2 separate regions of the Homo sapiens genome follow, and region 2 is linked to region 1. Evidence: chromatin loops called from intact Hi-C (ENCODE). Cell type or tissue: mammary epithelial cell. All regions are shown on one strand. Each heading gives the region's core, and the rest is flanking DNA. Links, peaks and the distances in the headings are about the cores only.

Region 1 (17,209 bases), core at 7,441-9,940:
GTTGGAATGCAGTGGCACAATCTTGGCTCACTGAAACCTCCACCTTCTAGGCTCAAGTGATGCTCCCACCTCAGCCTCCCAAGTAGCTGGGATTACAGGCACACACCACCATGCCTGGCTGATTTTTGTATTTTTAGTAGAGACAGGGTTTCATCATGTTGCCCAGGCTCATCTTGAATTCCTGAGCTCAAGCAATCCCCCACCTCGGCCTCCCAAAGTGCTGGGATTACAGGCATGAGCCACCGCGCCCGGCTGATTTTCTTTTATTTGTAGTAGAGACTGGGTTCCACCATCTTGGCCAGGCTGGTCTCGAACTCCTGACCTCGTGATCCACCCGCCTTGGCCTCCCAAAGTGCTGGGATTACAGGCGTGAGCCACCGCGCCCAGCTGACTACAACTTTCAAAAAAAGTCTACTCTTCATCCTGTGGTAAGACTTCATGGTGGTGCTAACAAAATGAAGAAATCTTACACCACTCCCAAGAAGAAAAGCAGGAGAGAAAGAAGGTTAACTGGCTGACTTGAAATACTAGAAAATGGATGAGAATGGCCAAATTACTTGCCTTCTTTGGAAATGCCCTTCAGATGATTGTGGCACTGGAGTGTTTATGGCCAGCCACTTGGAGCGAAATTACTGTGGCAAATTGTTGTCTGACTGATTGCTTCAACAAACCAGAAGACAAGTAATTGTGTATGAGTCAGTAAAAGACATGAACTAACATTTTTTTTTAAGTCTGAGTGGAGCCGCTCTGATTAAAGATGGGCGTGAGAGTCACAGCTGCCTCGGCACCTCCCTCCTCCCTCTCAAGGAGCGTTGTTTGAAAATCTCCTGTGTATGTGTGGACAGAAGCAGGGGGGTTGAGAGTCTGAACTGTAAGATTCCAGGGGGGGTCCCCACTCCACTCGCTCTGGGATCCTGGTAAGCCATGTCACCTCTCAGATTTCAGGGTAACCTCCTACAACTCACAGGGGACCAAATGCTCCCTGCCCATCTCAGGGCTCTGCTTGTTGGTTGGGCCAGGCTGGTGACAGATTATTTTCTGCCCAGATAGGCTAGAAGCTAAAAAGAGAAAAATAAAAGGAAGGAAATAATAACTCTTACTCTGCCCCTAGCTCCTAGCTCACCAACTAGGTGCAGAAGTAAAATACAGTAAAGCCCGTAGCTGTCATCAGCTGGAATCCTTTCCATCTCTCTCAAATTTGAAGAGTTATTTTGTCTCTCTCCCTCTCCCTCCCACCCTTTTCCTCGCCTTCTCCCCCTTTCCCTCTCTCCCCTCCTCCCTGTCTCTCTCCCTTTCTCTCTTTCCCTCTCCCCACAATCTATGCCTATGTGTGCGTGTGTGTGTGTGTGTGTGTGTGTGTGTATCAATATCCTCCTCTGTTTTGCTCCTTTCCATCAAGTATTTGAACTTCATCAAACAGTCACTGTATGATCAGCAGAGCAGGCACCGTATATTTGTTCTGTGATTGTAGAACCTACAATCTCCTTTCTGATAAAGGAATCCTACTTGTTTCCATAGAGTATGACGTCCTCAAAATAAACTTACACAGAACATAATTCGATTTTTTAAAGTGCTATATATAAAGCAGGTCTCCCCACAGAGATCAAAGGCCCACTTCCTGCCCACAGTACACGGGGCTGTATCTATTTGTCTGCGGAGATAAGAAGTTCCAATATCTGAGCAGAACTAATTTCAAAGCCTGCTCAGCAGAATTCTGATAAATGTCTTTTAAACGGCTCTGTTGAAATGTGTAACAGCGCTGTCTTTTTTTTTTTTTTTTTTTTTTTTTAAGACAGGGTCTTGCATTGCAGCCACTGGAAAGCTTTATGCCTTAGGGGTGGAATCACTGGGTGGTAGCATGCTCAGGGTCATTTCAAAGAAATGCACGCAGGCCCCATAGCAAAACCTCATCTCTACAAAAAATTTAAAAATTAGCTGGGTATGGCGGTGTGTGCCTGTAGTCCCAGCTGCTTGGGAGGCTGAGGCAGGAGGATCACTTGAGCCCAGGAGGTTGAGGCTGCAGTGAGTTATGACAGAAGCACTACACTCAAACCTGAATGACAGAGTGTGACCCCGATTCCAAAAAAGAAAGAGAGAGAGAGAGAGAAAGACAGAAAGAAAGAAAGAAAGAAAGAAAGAAAGAAAGAAGGAAAGAAAGAAAGAAAGAAAGAAAGAAAGAAAGAAAGAAAGAAAGAAAGAGAAAAAAAGAAAGAAAAAGAGAAAGAAGGAGGAAGGAAGGAAGGAAGGAAGAGAAGGAGGGAGGGAGGGAGGGAGGGAGGAATGAATGCACCCTAGGCAGAAACAGGGAATCTGGAGTCAGATGAAGAAGGAATTTAGGCAGGAGAACAGAACTATTGGCCAGGAAAGTTCTGGGCAGTAATTTCTGGATCAAATGACAATCTATCTTCCATGCCAGAAAAGGAACCTCTGATTCATACTAATGATGAAACTGCCCAAGGGATTAAGTATTTTTCCATTCAGGATCTAACTTTAAGATCAGAATCAAGTTCTTCCCCTCTAATTTGGCCCATTTTCTCCATAAAGGACCATTATTATGATACAATAATCATTTTGTGGGTGCATTTTCTAGGCTAGGCACTAAGCGAGCCATTTTTTTTTTACTCACTCGTCCATCCTACAAACCTTTATTGGCAAACCACTGGGCGCCAGGCTCTGTCCTAGGTGTTGCGGATACAGCAATAAGGAATATATGTGAAGTCCCTTTTGTCACGTGGCTCACGTTCAAGTAGGAAGACACATAATCTTTTTAATGAGCAAGTAAATACACCATGCCAAGCAACAAGGAAAGCAAAAAAAAAAAAAAAAAAAAAAGCAGAACGAGGAGATTGAAATAGCATGCAATTTCAGATAGAGGAGTCGAGAGAGACTCTAAGATGAGGTGCAATTTCTACAACCCTGGCCAGCTGCCTTGCAAAGAAAGACAAGCGACCGGTCACAAAGGAAACCAGATTAGGGAGAGATAGATCCGGTGAACCTGTCATCCCTACTACAAACATGTGTTCAGCTGGTAGCAGATCAGTAACATCTTCTCCAGGAGTAAAGGAGAATTTATTTACATGCTCATTACATATGCAGAGTTGTGACCAAATTGCTGCAGGTGACAGGTCCAAGTTCCTATAAGGATGTTCTATGGCTTAATACCCAGACTTTGTTCCGGACTTCATCTCTTAAGTGCTGTCATTTCTTCTGTATAAGCTATGGTTACTTTGGTTTCTTTTCTTCCTCTTAGACAGAAGATTCCAGCTATTATCACATAGCTTCCTCATTTACACTAAATAGAGTAAACCATTATTATGGATGTAAGACGATGGGTTTCATAAGTGAACCCACTGTGAAGGTAGCCTGGACAGGTGTATTAGTCCGTTTTCAAGCTGCTAATAAAGACATACCCAAGACAGAGTAATTTATAAAGAAAAAAAAAAGATGAGGTGCAATTTGAGCAGGAATCTAAAAGCGGTGGGAGATTCAGCCTTCTAGATATCAAGGGAAGGGCAATCCAGTGGAGGGCACGGCGCAGGGAGAGGCCGTGAGGTGGGGGCGCATTGGTGTGTTGGAGGGGTAGCTGGGAAGTGAGCAGTGATGGAGCAGAATGAGCAGAAGGAGGGCATGAGTCCAGAGGGGTCACAGGCCCTGGGAGCATCCTGGGGACATGGATTTTATTCTGAAGCTGTTGGAGAGCTTTGAGATGAAGGAGAGTCATGATTCTATGCATTAAGGACAATTCTAGTTACTGTGAGGAAAACAGGGTTTAGGGAGACAAGAGTGGAAGCTGAGAGACTGGTTAGGCAGCAGATAGCAGATGCCACAGTCCAGGTACGAGGTGTTAGGGTTTGGGTTAGGCTCCTAACCATGAGGGTGGACAGGAGTCGCCCAATTGCAGATATGTTTCCAAAGTGGAAGCAATGAGATTTGTTGTTGAATTAAGCATGGAGGAGAAAAATAGGTCAAAGATGCTTCCAAGATTGTGGCTGGAGCAACCGGGAGAACTGATGGTGCCATTTAGAAAGAGAAGAAGACTTACAAAGAAAGGAGCTGGTTGTGGGCAGGGTATCCAAGATTTGGCTTTGGACCTGTTTGAACAGAAACTGCATAGGAAATGGGGCAGGGTGTAAGGAGAGCCCAAAAGAGGGCTGAGGACTGGGCCCCGGGGTTAGCCCAACTTGTGATTTGGGCGAAGAGGAGGATTCACCAGAGAAGGATTCACCAAAGGAGGCTGAGGAAGAGTAGCCCGGGAGGTTAAGAGAGACCTAAGAGAGAGTGATGTCCCCTGGCAGAGAGCACCAAGTGTTTCAAGGCAGAGGGCCTGATCAACTGTGTCACAAGCCACTGATAAAGGGAGCAACAGGGGACTGAGGCTTGACCTCAGACTTGGCAACACACAGCTGACCTTGATAATGTCAGAATATGTAATTCTGATACCAGCCCTGCAAGCTAAATATTATTGTCTTCATTTTACAGATAAGGCAACAGAGGCCAGAGGAGGTTCAGTGATGCACCCAGGGCCACATAACCAGTGAATGTTGGGGATCAGATTAGAGTGCCCACGTCTCCAGCCTCCTTCTGCCATTGACACCATCACATCGACCATCCGGGCAAGACCCCCGCACCGCCCCCAAGGGCGCAGGCTTGATTTCACTGCCAAGCCAATAATGTCAGCAACAGCACTTATGGTGCTGGACCATAAATGAAACAAGCTTTGAGAACTAACTGCCACCCCAGAGGCCTCAGGGAGGAGGTGGCTGCCCTCAAAGGCTCAGTCTCGTATTCTGTAACCTCTCTACCCTGAAGAAGATCCCACCAGCTGCCTCTTCTTCCAGATCCTGCCAAGAATTAGGCATCTCCCAACCCCACTCCTGGGCCTCTTCTCCACATTCTCCCTGCCAATCATCCCCTTTAATAAAAAACGGTGAATAATTTTCTAGCATGCATCTTTGGATTGTTTACTGATTACCATAAACATTAGCTGCTTTTGAAATGCATTTTTTCAGCTTACTGTATTTTTTTTTGACTGATTTTTTTTTTTTTTGAGATGAAGTCTCACTCTGTCACCCAGGCTGGAGTACAGTGGCTTCATGTCGGCTCACTGCAACCTCTGCCCGCCAGATTCAAGCGATTCTCCTGCTTCAGCCTCCCAAGTAGCTGGGATTACAGGCACCTGCCACCACGCCCAACTAATTTTTGTATGTTTAGTAGAGACGGGATTTCACCACGTTGGCCAGGCTGGTCATGAACTTTTTTTTGACATTTTATAATGAAAATTTTCAAACATACAGTAAAGTTGGAAAGTTTTGAGCAGTGAACACCCACACCCCCCCCCCACTAGACTCTACATGTACCATTTTACTCTCCTCGCTTTACCCCGCGTCTGTCCATGCATTCCTCCCTCTGTCCACCAGCATCCATCTTATTTTCTAAGCAAGCTACAGACGTCAGTACGCGTCACCCCAAACACTTCAGCATGCATGTCACAAACTACAGTTCAATATTGGTTTAAGAGTTTGTTTGGTTTTCCAGATATAATTTGCAAAGAGAGAAATTAACATATCTCATGAGTATGGATGCTGACTTTGGACAAATACATACACAAATAGGTTACTGAAATCTCCATCAAGATACAGAACATTATCATCACCCCAGAAAATTCCCTTATTCTCTTTCCCAGACACTCCTTGTCTCACCCCAAAGGCAACTACTGACCTAATGGCTCTCACATCCATGGTTTTTGCCTCTTCTGGAATTTCACATAGAGTCACACAGCATGTAGTCTTCTGTGTCTGGCTTCTTTGGTTCAGCATGTTTTTGCAATTCATGGATGCGACAGCATGTTAGTAGTCTGTTTCTCTTTTTTGCTAGTGGTATTCCATTATGTAATTATATCACAGTTTGTTTATCCATTCTCTTGTTGATTGCAATAATTCTTTTAATAAAATAAAATTATTCTTTCATGAATTTCTAGTTAGGATGCTTCTGACTTTCTGTTAAGAATTCTCTCATCATCATTTAAAGCAAACTGGGCTTGAGTCGTGGCTGTTTAGAGCCTGATCTTTGAAATCAGAAAGCTCTGGATTTCTACTTCAGTCTCCACTGTTACTAAGTGGGTGACCTTGGGCCAGTTACCTAACCACCCTGCACCTGCACCTTACTTTTACATCTATAAACTGGGAACAAAAATATCTAAAGGATAGGAGGGGCTTATTAGGATTTAAATAATTCATTTATTCCTTGGCTCTTTCCTGTAGCAATAGTTAATAAGAACCCACCGAGTTCAACCCGCTAAGCCTGGGAAGGTAGCAGGAACCAAAAGCAGAGAGAGAGATTGTTCTCATGGGCCTGTTGTTCTGTGGGCTACACAGACACTAAACAACTAATTGTACAGTTAATTATTTAATGGCCATTGTGGTCAGTGCTGCAAGGGAGATGTGACAGCTGCTAAGAGCCTGTGACAGGCTTACGTAAGGAGGCTAAGAGTGGAAAGAGGACAAAGTAGGCAAAGCGGGACCCTTCCCGACAGAAGGAAATGCAGTGTCTGAAAGCTCTCTGGAGGGCAGAAGCACTGCCCTTTGGAAGGACTGAAGAGGCTGTGTAACCACAGGGCCAGGGGTGTGTGTGTGTGTGTGTGTGTGTGCACGTGAAGTGGTGAAGAAGGAAGGTGAGCTGGAACAAGTGGAGGCTGACCAGGCTGGGCAGTGCTCTGAGTACGCAGGGCTTTGCAGACCAGGTTCAAATGTTGGTTTTTAACCCCAGAGCCATAGGCAGTGAGGGGTGCTGGAAGGTAAGCTTCACACAAGAACATCAGGTGGGAGTTGTCTGTTTCGTTCACTGCTATATCCTTAGTGCTTAGATGAGTGCCTTGGATCCATCTGTGGGAGGAAGCGAGGGAGGGAGGGAGGAAGGAAGGGAGGGAGGAAGGAAGGAAGGAAGGAAGGAAGGAAGGAAGGAAGGAAGGGGAAGGGAAGGGAAGGGAGGTGAGGGGAGGAGAGAGGAAGGGAGGAAGGGAGTGGGGAGGAAGAGAGGAGAGGAGAGGAAGGGAGGGAGGGAGGAAAGGAAGGGAGGGAAGGAGGAGAAAAAGGGAGGGACAGAGGAACGGAGAGAGGAAGGGAGGGAAGGAGGAGAGGAAGGGAAGGAGGAGAGGAAGGGAAGGAGGAGAGGAAGGGAAGGAGAGTGGAAGAGAGAAGAGGAAGGGAGGGAAGGAGGGAAGGAGGGAGGGAGGAGAGGAAGGGAGGGAGGAGAGGAAGGGAGGGAGGGAGGAGAGGAAGGGAGGAAGGGAGGGAGGGAGGAGAGGGAGGGAGGGAGGGAGGGTCTTAAGCAGAAATTGGAGATTTGTGTCTCATACAGTCACTGGCTGCAGTGTGGAGACTGGGTGGGACGGAGCACAGAGTAAGTATTCTTCTGCTCAGGCTGCCAGAGCACTACAGACTAGGATGATGCTTAAACATTGATTTCCTCATAGCTCTGCTGGCTGTAAGTCCAAGATCAAGGTTCCATCAGGGTTGGTGGCCGGTGAGGCCTCTCTTCCCGGCTTATAAATGCCCTCTTCTCCCTGTGTCCTCACATGGCCTTTCCTCTGTGTGGGCCAGGAGAGAGCCAGCTCTGGAGCCTCTTCCTCTTCCTGTAAGGATACCAGCCCTGTGGGATTAGGGCCCGACCCTTACTCCCTCATTGGCCTTCATTATCTCCTTAAAGGCCCTATCTCCAAATACTCAACTTATGAACTAGGGAGTGCAGGGGGAGCACAAGTCAGTCCATAACAGGGTGGGAAGCCAGTTAGGAGGTTAATGTGTTCAAAGAGGGGAAATGCTGATCGCTGGGACCAGGTGTCAGCAATAAAAATGGGGGACTACTGAGCAGAAAAGTTCACCAGAATCAGTGGTGGACTGAGAGAGGAGGAAAGATGAGGTGTCAGGAATAACTTCCAGGTTTCTACAATGATCATGGTGGCTCCCATAAAGAGATGTCTACATCCTAACCCCTGGGACCTGTGAATGGGACCTTATTTGGCAAAAGGGTCTTTGCAAACATTACATTGAGGATCTCAAGATGAGACATCCTGCATTGTCCAAGTGGGTCCTGAATCTGATGATACATTGCCTTATAAAAGAAGAGCAGAAGGACAGACACAGAGAAGGTAACGTGAAGAGATTGGAGTCATGTGGCCACAAGGAGCCACTGGAAGCTGTCAAAGCAAGAAAGGACTTTACCCCAGAGCCCTCAGAGGGAGTGCAGTCCTGCTGACACTTTGACTTTGGGTACCTGGCCTACAGAACTGTGAAAGAATAAATTCCCCTACTTTTAAGGCAAGCTGGTGATAATTTGCTAAGGCAGCCCTAAGCAACTGATAACAAGGAGCACTTGAATGGGTGAGAGAGGGAAACCGGAGGGGCTCAGGTCTTGTGGGATAGGAGGGTGGGTATGAGTTTACACGTAAAAATTCAGAAATTGTGGTGGCTTTCAGATATCAGGAGGTGAAAGGGCCGTAGCTGGGCTTACAGTAAATACTCATCAATTCATAGTTGTTATCATCATTTACTTTTAGAGTACGCCTACATTAGAAGTGATTGCTCCTCTCAAGCATATCTGAATTTCCTGGAGTACTGGGGTGGCAGTTTCAAGCTCTGCCAGCACCACAGCAAAGCTTAGCTCTTTTCTTGCAACACCCTTGTTTGGGGATGAATATTTCCTGGTACAAAGTTCTATTTGAATCACTTCTCCGCCTATTGGTTAAGATCAAGTGTAAAGCTCTGTTTGCACTTCTTCACCTCCAGCTGATGCCAACCTCGTACCCACCCAGAAGTCTACATCACAGGCTTCCTGGGAGAGCCAAGGGGAGGCACAGCCCACTCTTCCCTCCTCCCCTCCTTCGTTCCATGCCCGCACGACTCCATTCCCAGCAGAAGTCCGCCATCTTGTGGACACATACAATTCCAACAGCCCAGGCCAAAATCAGAAAGTCAAGATCAGAGAGAAGATGGCTTCAAAGTCACTCAACTTCTCTTCCTACCTCCAAATACAGCTTCATCTAATTGGCTCTAAAAGTCAAGGGCATGAGTGGAGAATCTTCCTGGTCTTTAAAATAGCTAAGACATAAGAAGAATGGCATCAAAGGAGGACCTCAAACATCACCCCTTCAGCCTTTGGAGAATTGAGCCCCTGGTCTACAGATGACCCCTTCCACCCTCTCCAGTTCATGGAAACAGGGTAGCTGTTGAGTTAAATGCTCCACTCTCATGGGAGAGAGAGCCCACTTCACTCACTCCCTTCATAAACCTGCAGAAGGCCTCACCATGAGCTTGAAGAAGTCTAATTTCTGACTCACTTATTGCTTAACCAGGGTACTTAAAAGCTAGTGTATGCCTTTGTTTCTCTATCCATAAAATGGGGATGATAGTACTATCTACCTAATAGATCTGTTGTGGGCACAAGACGAGTTAATATATATGAAGTGATTAGAATACTGCCTAACTCAGTAAATTCAAGACGCTACCTATTACATCCCCCACCACCAAACCCAATATTCCTACAACATTTCATTGTATCCCCACTCACCTTGGATATTGTTTATATCCAGGTATGTCAGGTGCTACTGGAGAGAAGAAAAAATTAACAGGTTATAGTCCTTACCTTCTGAAATTTGTGGCATAGTCTAGGAGCATGAACAACACACATACACACAGAACAATTATTGCGAGATTAAAACTAAGAATTTCCAGCCAAGTGCGGTGGCTCACGCCTGTAATCCCAGCACTTTGGGAGGCCGAGGTGGGCGGATCACCTAAGGTTAGGAGTTCAAGACCAGCTTGACCAACATGGAGAAACCCCATCTCTATTAAAAATACAAAAAAATTAGCTGGGTGTGGTGGCGCATGCCTGTAATCCCAGCTTCTCGGGAGGCTGAGGCAGGAGAATCGCTTGAACCCAGGAGGTGGAGGTTGCAGTGAGCCAAGATCCTGCCATTGCATTCCAGGCTGGACAGCAAGAGCGAAACTCTGTCTCAAAAAAAAAAAAACAAAAAAACCCACACACCCAAAAAAAACTAAGAATTTCCATAAAGGGAAAAAAAAAGTGAAAGTATAAGGAGAAGAGCATCCACAGTCCCACCTAAGGAGATCAGGCGACTCTAATTGAGGCCAGGTAGGTGCTAGCACAGGCTGACACTCAGCGATTCTGGACGGAGCAAAGGCAACACTGGGAAGTGCTTTGCCATTCCCTTGAAGAGCTCACCTACCTTCTGCAGTCTGTTCTCAGCCATGCAGAATCAAAAACTTGTTTTTTTAAGTACTTTCTATCAATTATTTTTATTTATTGTGTAATCTGCCATGTATGATTTTGAAAGTCCTTTTTTTTTTTCAATGGGGTCTTGCTCTGTCACCCAGGCTGGAATGCAGTGGTGCAAATCACAGCTCACTGCATCCTCGAGCTCCTGGACTCAAGCAATCCTCCCGCCTCAGCCTCCCAAGAAGCTATGACCACAGGCACATGCCACCATACCCAGCTAATTTTTTAAAATTTTTTTGTAGAGATGGAGTCTTGCTCTGTTGCCCAGGATGTCTTGAACTCCTGGGCTCAAGTGATCCTCTCACTTTGACCACCCAAAGTACTGGGATTACAGGTGTGAGCCACCACACCCAGCCTTGAAAACTTAACTTTGTCATAAGGAGTGGAGGCATTTTTTTATTCCCTGCATACAGTCTGATTGACTTTATCTCCCCAATGTCACTCATTCGTGCTTCTTTCCCTCCATGGCCACTGCTACCCTGTTAGCCCTGGCCAGCATCATCTCTCTCCTGGCCTACTGCAAGCACCTCATGGCCAGTCTCTGCTTCTTCTCTGGGCTCTCCCCAGTGCATCCTCCTCCACGGGGCAGCCCAAGCACACCTCCCATCATGCTCTCCCCACTCAGTGCTCCAGGGGCTCTTCAGCACACTTGGGATAAAACCAAACTTTTTTTTTTTTTTTTGAGATGGAGTTTCACTCTGTTGCCCAGGCTGGAGTGCAATGGCGTGATCTCGGCTCACTGCAACCTCCGCCTCTTGGGTTCAGGTGATTCTCCTGCCTCAGCCTCCTGAGTAGCTGGGACTATAGGCATGCGCCACTGTGCCTGGCTAATTTTGTATTTTTAGTAGAGATGGGGTTTCACCATGTTGGTCAGGCTGGTCTTGAACTCCTGACCTCAGATGATCCATCTGCCTCGGCCTCCCAAAGTGCTGGGATTACAAGCGTGAGCCACCACACCCAGCCAGGATAAAACCAAACTCTTTACCTGCATTGTGCTAGCCTCATCTATGTCTACTTGTACTCTCATTCTTTGCCAGGCCCTGAAGACCTTCAGGATTTGGTCTTCTCATAAGCACTTCTCTCTCGGCTTTAAGCACTGGTCCATAAAGTCTTCACCTGTCCTCACCCATTCATCTTTCAGGGCACACCTGAAAATCACCTCCTCAGGAGGTTTCTGGAACCCCTGGGAAGAGGTCAGATTCTCTGGTTTCACACATTCCCATAGCAGCCTCACTTCTCCTTCTCAGCATCACCACCATTGTTGGCTGGAACCCCTACCTATTCGTGTAATTATTGTTTGGCCTGTAAGCTCTACAAGGGCAAACACCGTGTCCCGTGAGGTCACAGTCACATCCTCAGTTATTAGCATAGTGCCTGACACGTAGGAAGTCTTGAATAAATGGACAGAATAAATGGATAGAATAAATGGCTCACTGAGTGTTTCATGCCAATGAATAGGGTGGATATAAATACACGCAGAGGGTTCATTTAACCATATTCTCCTTTCAGTGGCATAAGGGGATATTTGAGGAACATTATTCAAGCCAAGTGTTTTTCATTGTCCATCAATATGCGTAAGCTTTAAGACTTTCATAACACGGGCTATATTTTGCTAACAGTAGAAACCCAAGTCCTTCATAGAGACTAGATGGGTTTTGTAGAAGCAAATCAATCCTTGCCGTGGCGAGGTGCTTTTCTGATTTCAAATATTTTAGCAGAAGGCTGTCTAGCTCCTAGTAGAATTCGTCCACTGCTCCTAGTAGAATTCCTCCACTGTTCTGTTCCAACCCTTTCCTGCCCCAACACTTCATTCACATGGAATCAGCAGAGCCTGGAGACAGCATGGCTTGGCCTTTGCTGATCTGGTGTGCTGGACAGAGGGAGGTAGACGGCATGGGCAGCAGTTTCTGATCCTTGTAATCCTTGTTCCCAATATGTCACCTTGGGAGCATCACCAGCACACACACACTCTGGACATAGAGCACAGGCAGGAGCCACTCACTGGTGATGACCCTGTTTCAGACTTTGTCCGGCCTCCACCCCTGCCACATTCCGGAGTAGCTGACCACACCTGGAAGGACAGATAATGGAGACTACTAAAAGGAAAACAAGTCTATAAAAGAGAATGGCATGGGCATTCCATTGATACACACTTTGAAATGCACCTGGCTCAGAGAGCCACATGTTCTCCACTCTGTAGGCCAGCTAGGTGGGAAGCCAAAGTCTCCAAAATTGGCCTTCTGGAATCACAGCAAGGGGAGGGTTGAGCCTGTGAAATTTTCAACCCACATAAGCCCCAAAGAGGTTGGCCCGACCAAGAAATGTGAGTGTCCACATCTGGTGGAGCAAAGCACTCTCTCCAGTCTGTGTGAGGATGGACTTGGTCTACGCTTGCCTTTCAGATGACCTAACTTGAAGCCTCCAAGCCCATCAATCCTCCTTTGCTGACATTCTTCTTTTACGTACTTTCATGCATTCATTTTCTCTCTCTCAATCCTGTGACCCTGGGAGGCCATTTGTGTCTTTATATGAGCTTCCTGTCTCTGCTCCAACTCTTAGCATTGGATTAACAACCCTACTCTCAGGGAATAAGCAAGCACCTCTATTTCCAAGTTCTCAGAGGGCAGATGTCCAGCCATTCTCGGATTCCAGCGGGGAAGTGAGTCCAGCTCACCTCACTCCTGTGGCTCAATTGCTTTTATGATGCTGTCACTGACTGGGCAGCCAGGGAGTGTCCAGCAGGATGAAGGGTCCTTTGTGCTGCCCTTTCTGCAGAGGGAAGCCAGCTTTGACAAGACCCTACTGCCTTTAAAACCTCATCTTCTCTGCAGTATTGTATCATAGCCTTTTGCTAAAAAGGGAAATGAAATTACTCTTCAAGCAGAGCTGTCTGAGATATTGGATTCATTTAAACGTATTTTTCATTACTTTTCAGACTAAGCCTTCTCTTCCGTGTCTCTGCAAAGCCTGGACAAACCTATAGCAGGAGGTTTGCAAGGATTTCACACATTGCCTTAACTATTGAATCATGACTTTACAAGTCATCATTCTTTGTTGCAAATTACAAAAACCCAATTCACACGGGCTTATGTAAAGAAGAGACTCTGTTGGTTGTGAGATTCTTCCATTTTCAGGCATGGCTGGATCCAGGCTTTTAAACTTCACCTGCAGAAAGCCTTTCTCCCTGTGAGGCTTTCTCCTGACAGCTCCAGGCTCACATTCTACCAGCTCTACACATTCATCACAAAGAAAGCTTCTCTTTAATAGTGTGAGTAGGATTGCCAGATTTAGCAAATATTTGGAACACATCATTGATGATCCAAAATTCAGTTCAACTGAGGTTGTCCTTTACTGACAACCTAAGTCCCATATAGGTCCTAGGATTGAATCTGGGCAATTTGGATCCTATACCCATCCTAGACCCAATCACAGTGGTCAACAGAATGGGATATGTCAGCTGGCAGGCCAAAGTCACCTGCCTATCCCCAAAAGGAGGGGAGCACGGTCAACCCTGTAGTCCACATCCACCCATAGTGCATGTGGTAATCCACAGTACTAAAGACACTGATCCTCGAAGAAAGGGGACTGAACCCTGCAAAGGCAAAACCAACAGACGCTCACTAAGGTGACTTTGAAAGTCCCAGCCGGGTGCAGTGGCTCATGCCTGTAATCCCAGCACTGTGGGAGGCCGAGGCAGGCAGATCATGAGGTCAGGAATTCGAGACCAGCCTGGCCAATATGGTGAAACTCCATCTCTACTAAAAAAAATACAAAAATTAGCCCAGCATGGTGGTGGGCGCCTGTAGTCCCAGCTACTCTGGAGGCTGAGGCAGGAGAATCACTTGAACCCAGGAGGCAGAGGTTGCAGTGAGCTGAGATCGTGCCACTGCACTCCAGCCTGGGCAACAGAGCAAGACTTTGTCTCAAAAAAATAGAAATAAAAAAAGAAAGTCCCAGACAACAGTGAAAACTATAAAACTTCATGGTGGTTGTATGGCATTCAAGAGCTTAAAAGCACTTCCATGCCATTGTTTCCTTGTGGGTATTATAATCATTCCCTGTATTAATTTGCTAGGACTGTCCCAACAAAGTACCACAGTCTAGGTGGCTTAAACAACGGAAATTTATTTTCTCACAGTTCTGGAGGCTGGAAGTCCAAATTCAGGATGTTGGTAGGGTTGGTTTCTCATGAGGCCTCTCCCCTTGGCTTGCAGACGGCCGTCTTCTCCCTGTGTGCCCATGTGGTCTTCCCTCTGTAACTGTCCCCTCTTCGTATCAGGACACTAGTCATATTGGATTAGGGTCCACCCTATAACCTCATTTTAACTTAATCATCTCTGTCAAGTCCCTGTCTGCAAATGCAGTCCCATTTTGAGGCACTGGGGGTTAGGGCTTCAGCATATGAATTGGGGGTGCAGGGGGAATGCAAGTCAGCCCCTAGCACTCTCGCTCTCATTTTTTTCTTTTATGTAAGGAAAAGCACAGTGAGAATAGTCTTCGCTTGTTTCCAATCCCAGGGCTGATTTAGCTGTGGAACTCCACCCAGTGCTGGTCCCCGCTGTCCCCACCCCACCTCTGCAAACACGGGTGCCCACCCCCGCCAGCCGCCAGGCTCCCTGCCTAGTCCCGGCACGGGACCTTCACGGTCCCAGCACCAGGCACAGAGCAGACAACGTTCTTGAAATAAGTGTTTCGTGAAAAGAATGAAACTGAGAGGGAAAGAAAAAAAAAACTAGACAGTTTTAGGAGATTTAGCTCAAAGGAAAAGAGGACAGGCACAGAAGCTCCTGATTTGAAGCGATAAAGACTCTTTAGAACAGCAGAAATGAGGCCTATGGATGTGTAAATGAGCCCGGGGAGGAACTAAGCAGAAGGGCGAATTACAAAACAGAAAAAGACCAGACAGACTAGGGGAGAACAGTGAATATTTCAGTGTCTTCGGTTCATAAGAAATTCATGAGCAATTTTGGAAATTTTGTTGGTTTTGGTGGTGGGAGAGAATTGTAAATATGTATAATATGTAAATATCTTTTATAATAAAAGCCCATGAAGATAAATGAGCCTGTCTGCCGAAAAGCTGTGAGCCGTATAAGATGTTAATATAACTGTCGTCACTCTAGAAATTACCATAATGCTTACAGGGATTTGAAAGTTCCTGAGCTTTGGAAGGAAATGCATAAATACTAAACAGAACACACACACACACACACACACACACACACACACACACACACACATCTCTTTTTCTTTCTCTTTCTTATTTTTGTAAAAACAATTTTTATCCTTTTTTTTTTGAGGAGTCTCGCTTTGTTGCCCAGGCTGGAGTGCAGTGGCACAATCTGGGCTCACTGCAACCTCCGCCGCCCGGGTTCAAGCAATTCTCCTGCCTCAGCCTCCTGAGTAGCTGGGATTACAGGCTCCCGCCACCACGCCCGACTAATTTTTTCGTATTTTTAGTAGAGATACGGGGTTTCACCATGTTGGCCAGGCTGCTTTCGAACTCCTGACCTCAGGTGATCCGCCCACCTCGGCCTCCCACAGTGCTGGGATTACAGGCGTGAGCCACTGCGCCCAGCCCTTTCTTTCCTTCTTTCTTTTTCTTTCTTTCTCTTTCTTCCTCTCTCCCCTCCCGCCTGCCTTCCTTCCTTTTTTCCTTCTTTTTTTTCTTTCTTCTTTTTTTTTTTTTTTGTGAGGAAGGTAGCTTTAGTGAAAACAGGGTTTGGAGTTGAACCTATACGGGTTCAAATTCGACTTCCGTCCACCACCGAGACCTGCGCTCCCTGAGGGACTCGCTTTCCCATCCGCGAAACCAGGACGGCGCCGCCTACACCCCGCGGCGTTCGGGGCGGGCTGAATGGGTCGCTGAGTGGGGGCTACACCCACGCCCTTCGCTCCCCGCCCCCGGGCGGAGCGACGGCCACGGCAGTGTCCCCAAGGCACCGAAACCGAGGCGGGGGTCTCGGTCCCTCCGCGCAAGGAGGAAGGCGGACCGTACGTGGCAGGACTCACCGCCCCGCACGTGGCAGGACTCACCGCCCCGCGCCGTGTTCTCCGAGCCATGGCGCCAGCGCTGTGGCGGGCCTGCAACGGACTCATGGCCGCCTTCTTCGCGCTGGCGGCCTTGGTGCAGGTCAGGCGGCCGCGGTGGGAGGGGGACCCGCCCGGCTCCCAGCTCCGCCCCCTGGCCTAGCGGGCCGTGTAACTGACTAGCGGGCAGAGTCGCAGGGGCGCACAGTTAGTGGGGAGGACGGGACTTGGGCTTTCTGCTTGGGGAGCCCCCACTTTCTCCCCCGTCTAAGAGACGCGGATGTGTTCATGGAAGCGAGTCCCATACCAGGGCTCACACCCTGGAAGGGGCTGGTTCCGCGCGTGGAACTTCCCAGGGGACCTCAGAAGAAGCGGCCCTGGCTCCTGCGTTAACGTCCGGCCCGCGGACGACACTGAACATATCTCAGGGCCTAGGAGACGAAGCCGACCAAAACCCTTTATAGCATCATTAAACTTTTTAGTCGGCTTGGGGACCCCCTTCATAATCATTTCCCTCATTTCTTGAGACTGGTGGGGGTGGAGGGCCCTTAAAATACCCGTTCTGGGTTGGCGAGTCCTCTCCAGAGCTCCCGTGAAGGCTTTTCAAAAATGTGTGGCTGCCTGTTAAAAACATCTGTTGTGTCAGCCAGAAACCCCTTCACCCGTCCTCATCTGGACTATATCCTGTTCAGATTTTGTACCCTCGATGCCTATTGCAGTGTCTGGCACTTAACAAATTAATAAAAAATGTGCTTAAATGAATTTAAAAGGAATGGAACAGCACAGGATGTCTGCTAACACCTTGGTATTCTGGCGTTCCAGGTAAATGACCCAGATGCAGAGGTGTGGGTGGTGAGTATGAGCCGCTTCCAGGCTTTCCTCCGTTTGG
Region 2 (2,500 bases), core at 1-2,500, 1.2 Mb before region 1:
GACCTTTCCTTCTTTTCTCTCCCCTCCATCTAAATCAGATATGACAAACCTGAACATGTACATGGGATGGCACATGCAAAATAAACAAGTGAATTGGGCTTAGGACGAAGGAGGTGAGATTGGCTGCGAACTGGAGAGTTTGCGCCCCTGGTGAAAGGTATTCAAATAAAAAAAATTTTGAAACTATGTGTCACCCTAGCAGCTCCTTTCTGTGGCCAGTGCTAGTGGCTAGAGTCTGCCATGCCTAATGCCTAAAAATCCTAACCAGCGGCTAAGGCTCAGTTTTATTTTATTTTATTTTATTGTGTGTGTGTGAGACAGGCTCTCACTCTGCTGAAAAAACTAGAGTACAGTAGTGTACAGTAGAGTACACAGCTCACTAAAGCCTCCACCTCCCAGGCTCAAGTGCTTTCCACCTCAGTCTCCCAAGTAGCTGGAAATACAGGTACATGCCACCATGCTCAAGCCGATTTTTTATTTCTATTTTTTGTAGAGATGAGGTCTCACTATGTTGCCTGGGCTGGTCTCTAACTCATCAGCTCAAGTGATCCTCCAGCCTTGACTTTCCAAAGTTCTGGGATTACAGGCGGGAGCCACCGCGCCTGGCTCTGAATGTTTTGAGCGCCTCTTCATGGCTCTTTATACGATGGTGGGAAAATATCCCTCAAGTTCCGTTCCTGATATGATTTTGACGATTCCTTGGTGTTATTAACACCTAGCCTAATAGATTGCCCATTCCTCAAGGGCCGATCTGTATGTTCATTTTTGTATTTCCTCCAGCGTTCTGTGCAGGCCTGGACTCTATGTAGATGCCCTAGAACCATCTATTAACTAACACATTAAAGAGAAGTATAAGAAAGAGAGTGTACCTCAGTCATTTGGAAATGTGCAAATCGATTTCACCCTTGCTGAATAAGAAAAACAGACTTCCTTTGCCTGTTACTTGCTCCAGCCTCCTGTCGAATTATCCCATGGACACTAGGGGACGCTGTTGCACAATTTTCCCGGGAAAAGCCTTTTTGCCTTTGGTGAAGTAGTTAAAAACATTTCCTCTTATTTTCCTTAAAGAGCTTTATTGTTTTAAATCTCCTCTTATAGGTCCAATTTTTCTGGATCAAATGACTTTTACGATTTACCCTTAAGTTTAATGAATTAAAGAAATTTTTTTAAAGCTTGCAGTTAATATTCCTGTGATCAATATTTCCCTTATGTTTTATATTCAAGAGTTTTTCTAGGCATGTTCAAAAGCCTACCAATAAAAACTGCTAAAAAATATCTTTCGGGCCGGGCGCGGTGGCTCACGCCTGTAATCCCAGCACTTTGGGAGGCTGAGGTGGGAGGATCATGAGGTCAGGAGTTCGAGACCAGCCTGACCAACATGATGAAACCCCGTCTCTACTAAAAATACAAAAATTAGCTGGGCGTGGTGACGCACGCCTGTAATCCCAGCTACTCAGGAGGCTGAGGCAGGAGAATCACTTGAACCAGGGAGGCGGAGGTTGCAGTGAGCCGAGATCGCGCTATTCCACTCCAGCCTGGGTGACAGAGTGAGACTCCGTCTTATAAAAAAAAAAAAAAAAAATCTTTTGGAATGTTTTCCATGGAAGGTGAAATAGGCAAAGATGAATACTTTAAACATAGCTGTGGTAATAGTAACATAAAAGACCGAAGTAATAGTAAGAAAACCTCCATGAGGCCGGGCGTGCTGGCTCACACCTGTAATCCCAGCACTTTGGGAGGCCGAGGCAGGTGGATCACCTGAGGTTAGGAGTTCGAGACCAGCTTCGCCAACACGATGAAACCCCGTCTCCACTAAAAAATACAAAAACCGGGTGTGGTGGTGGGGGCCTGTAATCCCAGCTACTCAGGAGGCTGAGGCAGGGAGAATAGCTTGAACCTGGGAGGCGGAGGTTGCAGTGAGCCAAGATCGCACCACTGTATTCCAGCCTGGGTGACAGATCAAGACTCCGTCTCATAAAAGAAAAGAAAAGAAAGCCTTCATGAGAATGCTGACTGTGGCATACGTATGCGGTATGTGCCTGTGTTCATAGCCACCAACACGGAGTGGGAGGGGTGAGTGACCTGAGTGATCTTGGCACAAGACCATGCTCCTCCAGGGATATTTAGAATCACCCACAGAAACTTTACCAAAAGTTGGCTAAGGTCTTGCCTGAAATTTTGCTCCATGAAAAACGGCTTTGTCAGGCCAGGCGCGGCGGCTCACGCCTGTAATCCCAGCACTTTGGGAGGCCCAGGTGGGCGGATCACGAGGTCAGGAGATCAAGACCATCCTGGCTAACAGGGTGAAACCCCGTCTCTACTAAAAAAAATACAAAAATAAAATTAGCCGGGCTTGGTGGCGGGCGCCTGTAGTCCCAGCTACTCGGGAGGCTGAGGCAGGAGAATGGCGTGAACCCGGGAGGCGGAGCTTGCAGTGAGCAGAGATAGCGCCACTGCACTCCAGCCTGGGCGCCAGAGCAAGACTCCATCTCAAAAAAAA

What was found. A loop is a pair of places that touch in the nucleus more often than their neighbours do. Peaks named below come from ENCODE experiments on the same cell type or tissue, not always from the same donor. Only the 100,000 strongest peaks of a DNase experiment are listed, where the experiment ranks them.
Region 2: it touches region 1 in a loop (7-fold over the local background); 4 of 110 quality-filtered maps call a loop at or near these places.

Annotation. Positions count from the first base shown.
Region 1 is chr17:10,728,994-10,746,202 of GRCh38, reverse strand. TMEM220-AS1 (TMEM220 antisense RNA 1) reads right to left here and starts at 16,426. Exons shown (of 4, transcript NR_073458.1): 1 at 16,303-16,426. It overlaps TMEM220 (transmembrane protein 220), which reads left to right and starts at 16,180. Exons shown (of 6, transcript NM_001004313.3): 1 at 16,180-16,423; 2 at 17,143-17,172. The coding sequence starts at 16,352. RefSeq lists silencers at 11,973-12,158, 16,122-16,361, 16,372-16,541 and enhancers at 15,555-16,141, 16,142-16,728. In mammary epithelial cell, for the core only: a CTCF peak has its summit at 8,932 (motif pointing left); no DNase peak of the experiment used is centred there.
Region 2 is chr17:11,934,456-11,936,955 of GRCh38, reverse strand. All of the region lies in intron 65 of DNAH9 (dynein axonemal heavy chain 9), which reads right to left. Among named protein-coding and RNA genes, the nearest start is that of ZNF18, 62 kb to the left of the region's middle. In mammary epithelial cell, for the core only: a CTCF peak has its summit at 980 (motif pointing right); no DNase peak of the experiment used is centred there.